2 separate regions of the Homo sapiens genome follow, and region 1 is linked to region 2. A link is a contact called in ENCODE Hi-C or POLR2A ChIA-PET data. All regions are on one chromosome and are shown on one strand. Each heading gives the region's core, a stretch centred on a gene start or an enhancer-like site at or near the end of the contact. The rest is flanking DNA. Distances are from core to core; before and after follow the strand shown.

The links. Hi-C counts contacts between places; a loop is a spot of excess contacts on that map. ChIA-PET counts read pairs that join two places held with the same protein, here RNA polymerase II (POLR2A). Pooled maps may share reads with other maps.
Region 1: a loop to region 2 is called in a pooled map, with 6 times the contacts of the local background. The contact joins the promoter of TNFRSF1B here to the promoter of UBIAD1 in region 2. A Hi-C loop is called at or near these places in 4 of 50 pooled maps. POLR2A ChIA-PET finds 5 or more read pairs at or near these places in 3 of 52 experiments (Panc1, T-cell and activated B cell).

Annotation. Positions count from the first base shown.
Region 1 is chr1:12,165,020-12,168,407 of GRCh38, reverse strand. TNFRSF1B (TNF receptor superfamily member 1B) reads right to left here and starts at 1,417. Exons shown (of 10, transcript NM_001066.3): 1 at 1,239-1,417. The coding sequence starts at 1,316. It overlaps MIR7846 (microRNA 7846), which reads right to left and starts at 1,465; the gene lies at 1,370-1,465. RefSeq lists an enhancer at 350-991 and silencers at 1,032-1,261, 1,272-1,581.
Region 2 is chr1:11,271,532-11,274,936 of GRCh38, reverse strand. It overlaps UBIAD1 (UbiA prenyltransferase domain containing 1), which reads right to left and starts at 1,739. Exons shown (of 2, transcript NM_013319.3): 1 at 877-1,739. The coding sequence starts at 1,405. RefSeq lists enhancers at 1,471-1,520, 1,611-1,780 and silencers at 1,781-1,830, 1,891-2,160.

The DNA of each region.
Region 1 (3,388 bases), core at 168-2,667, 890 kb before region 2:
CAGGACCCACTCCTGACACCCACTGTCGGTGAGTCAATTCTAGTCTGACAGCCCCCATCTTCCACCCACAAGAACTGGACTCTCTGGCCTCAGATCAACAAGTCACCTTATGTCACCACAGAAGCCAGTGCCACCTCCCACCTTCCTCCTCGGTCAAGATGTCAGATGGGGGCAGATGGGCCATGTGTCCATCAGGGGCGGCTCTGAGGAAGGATGAACGCCCACCTTCCCCGCAGCCTCAGGGCACAGGGGCCGAAGGCAGGAGAGGCCCCCTTTGGAGGAAGAGTTCCCCCCAGACCCTTCCATGAAATACAAGTTCTCTGAGCCTCAGTTTTCCTTCTCTAAAAAATGGTTTATCTTATCTTACCAAACCATGGAGACAGTAAAACAAAAATGGGGTTATCCTATGTTACCAGACCAGGAGACAGTCAAAAACAGGCAAAGGGTGCACAGTCCCTTGTACGCCCGTTGCTACTGTGGGAGTGACGTTCATATTGAATAGGAGCCCTAGGGTTTCTGCTGTCTCCATTTTCCTGCGGCCCCCGGAGACTTCATTTGCCTTGCTCGATTACCAGCCCAGACCTCCCTCGCTTGCCCTGTCCCCAGAGGCCGCAGAAAACAGACTCTGCAGTAGCCCCCGGACGCATCGGAGGAAGCAGACAGGCAGCTCGCCCTCCAGCTGTGCCCTCAGTGGACCTGACACACACCTGGTCCTGCTCTTCAGACACAGGACCCTGGTATTTCTAAGAAATCGGAAAACCGTCGCCCAGAGGAAAAGGAAGTCTTTTGAAGAGGGTGCCCGGCGTGGGCAGTGGGGCAGCGCCCCGGCACAGCCCCTTCTCCACCGCGTGGGAGGGAAGGGCTGTCGCGGCAGTCGCCGGGGTGAGGGAAGAGGGGTCCCGGGTCTAGCGGGGGTCTGCCCAGGACCCGCTGCTCAGCCCCAAATGCCCCGGCCTGCGCTCGCGGAGGAACCAGGGTGCGCCCCTGTCACGACGCGGGTAAGAGGGGCTTCGGGGGCCAGAGTTGTGCCCCGAGCGCACGTGTGCCGGGCCCGGAGTCCCCAGCGGGTCCCCAGAGGCGCGCGTGTCTGATGCGGATGGGGGGCGGCGACTGGGACTCCCAGCCTCCCAGCCCGTGACAGCGCCCCGGGAGAGCGCGGCCCGGGCACCCGAAGGCTGCGCACCAGCCGGGTGGACATGCGGGGCGGCTGTCCCCCGTGGGCCGCGCGAGTCACCCACCTGGGCGGGCAAGGCGTGCGCCGCAGCCCAGAGCTCCAGTCCGACGGCCAGCGCGGCCCAGACGGCGACGGGCGCCATGGGTGCGGGCGGGGTCCGGTTGCCCCCTGCCCTCGCGCCCTCGCGCCCTCGCAGCCCAGCGCCTTCTCTCCAGGCTCCGCTGCGCTCGCTAGCCCTCGACTGAAAGCGAAAGCCCGCGCCCCAGCGGGCCAGAGGCCAGGCGGCGGGGCGGGGCGGGGCCAGCCGGCCTTGGACACGCCTCCCCCACGCCCCTCCCCAGACGCTGCTGGGCCTCCGACCCGACCACTCCAGCATCGCTGGGCCGATACCTCCAGCGTCACTCCCAGCACTCGGGTGACCCCTCAACCTCCTCCTATCGTCCCCTCCTCTTCGAATCACCATCTCCACCTGCCCGGCCTCCACCTGCCCGGCCTCCACCTGCCCTCCCAGCTCCCACAGGCTTCCCTGTCCCGTGAGGGTGAGGCACTAATTTGGAAAAACATCCCCCAAAGCTGACAGCTGCTTTAGGGGAACCAAGAGAATTCTAGATCATTCACTTATTTAGACTCTATTTTAAATATATTTAATTCTTATTTTTTAATTTTTTTTGAGACAAGGTCTCACTCTTTCACCCATAGCTCACTGCAGCCTCCAACTCCTGCGCTCAAGCGATCCTCCCACCTCAGCCTCCCGAGTAGCTGGGACTACAGGCTCGGGCCACCATGCTAGGCTGATTTCTTTATAGAGATGGGGTTTCGCCATGTTGTCCAGGCTGGTCTCGAACTCCTGAGCTCACGTGTTCTTCCCACCCTCAAGTGATCTTCCCGCCTCTGGCCTCCCAAGGTGCTGGGATTATAGGTGTGAGCCACTGCACTCGGCCTGTTTAGACTCTAGAGCCAGACCACCTGGGTCTGGATCTCTGAACTGACCTCATAGGACTATTCTAAAAATTTAAAGATATGTAATATACATAATGCAGTCTGTACTTTATATATACTTAAGTAAGTATCTACATATATAACAATAGGCATTTATAAATCTTGGCTGTTGTTACTACTCTTCGCGTGTTCATTTATCCTTAAACACGCATCCAGCCTTCTCACAGGGAGAAGACTCTGCACTTCCCTGCTCAAGTCTCCTGCCCAGGCAGGGGGCAGATGAACAGAGGCTGGGAGAGAATGTCACCAGGGAAGCTGCAGGGCCCTGAGGGGCTGCTGAGACCAGGCCCAGGAGAGCTGGCTTCCCCAGGATTTACATCATGACCGAGCACCCATTCCAGCTGCAATCTGTCCCCCCATCCCCACTTTGAGTGCCAGCCCTAATACAGGGCCAGCCCTGCGGGGCCAGAGCACATTCCTCCAGCCCTGGATTACGGGGGTCCTAGCCCCCAGCACATAGGGCATTTCTAAGGGTTGGGGTGGGCTGGGTGGCAGGAGGCTATTCTGTTCCCTGTTTCCTCACTGCAGGCTGCCTGAAGAGGTACAGAGACCCTTGCTCCCGGCCACCAGCCCCACAGTGGAGCCTGCAAGGATGGTGCTTCTAGGTGCTGAGTGCTGAGTGAGAAACTGGGAAGTGACTCCCTGGGGATGGAAAACCCCACCTCCTGACCAGGAGGCTGGGAAATCACCTGGTTTCCACATGTTTCTGTGACATGGACCACGCTGAGGGTGTGGCTGGTATGACCCACAGCCTTAACTCTGCAGAGCCGCTGGACAGACATGCAGAGCTCTTCTGGCCCTTATGAGAATGCCTAGGAGCAGCTCCAAGGACTCCTTGATCCCTAAAATAGAGCTGAAGGCAGGAGGGAGATGTCACCTCGTGGAAGCAGGGGACAATAGTTCTCTCTAGTTGTCCCCCACACACCTCAAGACCAATGGGACCAACAGACTGTCTGCACCCCCAACCCTCAACAACCGGCTCCTCCTGCCAGTTTCCCTATCCCAGTGAATGGCACCATCACCTCCTGAAGGTGGGGATCCTCCCAGGCTTAGGTCCCATCCTGGGAACGAATTCAAGCTTAATCTCTATGCAACATGGGGCTTCTCCCCTTCTCCAGGCCGACCCAGGCTTGAGAGCAGGCGACTTCTCTCTGAACTCTGCCAAGTGCAGTTCTTGACTCCAGGGTCAGGCCCAGGGGTGAGGGTTTGGGAAGG
Region 2 (3,405 bases), core at 490-2,989:
AAAAATGAGACAGAAAAAATGTCCATATAGGCCGGGCATGGTGGCTCACGCCTGTAATCCCAGCACTTTGGGAGGGCAAGACAGGCAGGTCATGAGGTCAGGAGTTCAAGACCAGCCTGGCCAACATGGTGAAACCTTGTCTCTACTAAAAATACAAAAATTAGCCAGGCGTGGTGGCACATGCCTGTAGTCCCAGCTACTCGGGGAGCTGAGGCAGAAGAATCGCTTGAAGCCGGGAGACAGAGGTTGCAGTAAGCCGAGATGGTGCCACTGCACCCTTGCCTGGGCAACAGAGCGAGACTCTGTCTCAAAAAAAATAAAAAAAATTAAAAAATGTCCTGACAGGGCGCGGTGGCTCACGCCTGTAATCTTAGAACTTTGGGAGGCTGAGGCGGGTGGATCACGAGGTCAGGAAATCGAGACCATCCTGGCCAACATGGTGACACCCCGTCTCTAATAAAAATACAAAAATCAGCCAGGCGTGGTGGCGTGCACCTGTAGTCCCAGCTACTCGGGAGGCTGAGGCAGGAGAATCGCTTGAACACGGGAGGCAGAGGCTGCAGTGGGCCGAGATCGCACCACTGCACTCCAGCCTGGGCGACAGAGCGAGACTCCGTCTCAAAAATGAATACATAAAAAATAAATAAAAATAAATGTCCATATAAAATTTTCAGTCATGCCCTACGTCCGTAAGTCAAACCAGGATCTTCTCAAATCACTGTTTCAAAAAATTCACATCACCCACAATTATAGACTTCAATTAAAGCGGCTTAAATTAGAAAGCCACCTTTGACATCCCTATAACTCCTTTACAAAGCAGCGGTTTCCAGTGGACGCGACTAAGACCTGCAGCACACAGGACAGGCCAAATCTTACCTCCTGTGTAGAGAAAGGAGCCAGACAGGCCTCCAAAGTAGATAAGAGCCAAGTGCTCCAGTTTCAGAGGGGACAGGTAGTAGAGGCAAGCGGCACAGACGCAGCCCAACGTGTAGAGGAAGACTCCGAACCGGACGACATCCTGCGGCTCCAAGATTCGGTCCACAAGTGTCCTGTCATCACTCTTTTTGTGGTCAATGCCCTTGGAAAAGTCATAGTAAGTGTTGACCAAATTACCGGCCCCGTGCACAGCCAGGACAGCCACGGCACAACCCACCAAGAGCCTGGGATCCAGGACACCGTGGGATCTGTAGGCAAGGGCACTGCCCAGGGCCACCGGTGTGAGTGAGGCACTGAAGCTCCAGGGCCTCAGGGCCAACACGTAGGAGGCACACTTCTGCCTCCAGGAGCGCTGGGGGAGCCTATCTTGCTCGGGACAGTCGTTCCCCAGCGGGTCCCTGTCCCCAGCTTTGACAGTCTCTCCCGACAGGATGTTAATCTTCTCCCCCAGGACCTGAGAGGCCGCCATGGAAGCTCCACGTGGTTGAAGTAAACTCTAAAAGTGAGCCACGCACAGTGACCGCCCGGGAAGGAGGAAGGACGGGGCGGGGCAGCAGGGCCCGACCTTCCTTCGGTTCCGCCCCAGGACAGGGCTGGTGTGGCGGCAAGGTCCGGGGGCAACAGCAAGTGGGTCTTACACCCCACGAGGCCAAGCGGCGCCGCCCCTACTACCCGTCACCTGGGCGAAGTCTGTCTCCGGCCCCCAGCCCCGCGTTAGAGCCCACGGCTGAGCCGCGGCCGCCTTCTTTAGGCCGCCAGAGCCGCCATCTTGTGCGCCGGCCTCTGGAGGCCCGCCCGGAAACAGGTGCCGGCGGCGCGGGCTGGACCGGAGGGTGGGCTGGAGGGCGGGAGGGGGCGGGGCCGAGCCAGAGGCGGGGAGAAGGGCGGTGAGGGGTGGGGGGCGGGGGCCTGGTCAGAGGCGGGGCGGGCAGGGCCGAGTCAGAGGAGGGGCGGGGTCAGAGGCGGGGAGAAGGGCGGTGAGGGGTGGGGCGGGGCTGAGGGGCGGGGCCAGACCGGTGGTGGGGCGGGAGGGGGCGGGGCCGGGGCGGGAATGGACCGGGAGCGGGGACGGGCCAGGAGCTGGGGCCGGGCGGTGACCCGGCATCCAGCCCTTTTCCTGCCTGCACTGCGCCCCGCAGCTACTTCCAGACTAACTGCAATCAGCCTCTCTTAGCATCATAAGAACTCGAAGGCGTGTTGCTTTAGGACTTACCGGGCGCACTTTCATTCACGAAGTAGGATTCATTAATTTATTCATGCTACAAGCATTTATTGAGCGCCTGCTGTGTGCATACATTCTGACGTCTATCATATCTGCACCGTGGAAATACTCTATGATGTGCTACTGCTCACCTCTTATCAGCTTTTCATTCAGTGACATCCTTCAGCAGCTTGAAATCTGCCCATGGTGGGAGAATTTACACCACGCAAATCAGCAAATGCTTAATAACTGCTAAGTCGTCTAGACTTAAGAAAGTGGCGGAGAAAATGTTCATATTACTGGTTAAACTTAAAAGTGTTGGAGGGTGCGGTGGCTCACGCCTGTAATCCCAGCACTTTGGAAGGCCGAGGCAGGCGGATCACTTGATGTCAGGAGTTCGACATCAGCCTGGCCAACATAGCGAAACCCTGTCTCTACTAAAAATACAAAAATTAGCCGTGCGTGGTGGCAGGCACCTGTAATCCCAGCTACTCGGGAGGCTGGGGCAGGAGAATTGCTTGAACCCGGGAGATGGAGGTTGCAGTGAGCCAAGATCATGCCAATGGGCTCCAGCCTGGGCAACAGAGTGAGACTCCATCTCAAAAAAAAAAAAAAAATTAGCCGGGGGTGGTGGTGCATTCCTGTAATCACAGCTACTCGGGAGGCTGAGGCAGGAGAATTGCTTGAACCCTGGAGGCAGAGGCTGCAGTGAGCCAAGATCACGCCACTGCACTCCAGCCTGGGCAGTAGAGCGAGACTCCGTCTCAAAAAAGAAAAAAAAGAGAGAAAAAAAGTGTGTAAGTGAATGCACCAAAACTTTGAGGAAATATTCGTTCAGCATTGGCAAATTATTATCCAGTTGAACAAATAAGTCGCTTGTAGCCTTGACAAACTAGTGAAGTTCTGACATATCTCTTTTGATTGTTTCACTTTCCTCTTACTCCTAACATAAAATATCAACCAACATTCATGTCTGAACTATGCTCATTGATCAATTGGGACCATAGGGAAGCTACACAACATCAAAGAAAGCATACTGTGAGAACTGGCTATATGGAGTTTACAATAGAGTCCTGTACTGTATATTTTAGTATTTGTAAACTGTATGCTACACATCATTTACATCAGTGAAATTATAATACACATGCAACATAGATGCACACAGGACTGACTACATAATTTGTGGTACCCAGTGCAAACTAAAGAGGTGGAGCTGGGGGTGATAATGTGTGCCTGTAGTCCCAGCTACTCAGGAGGTTTTTTTGAGA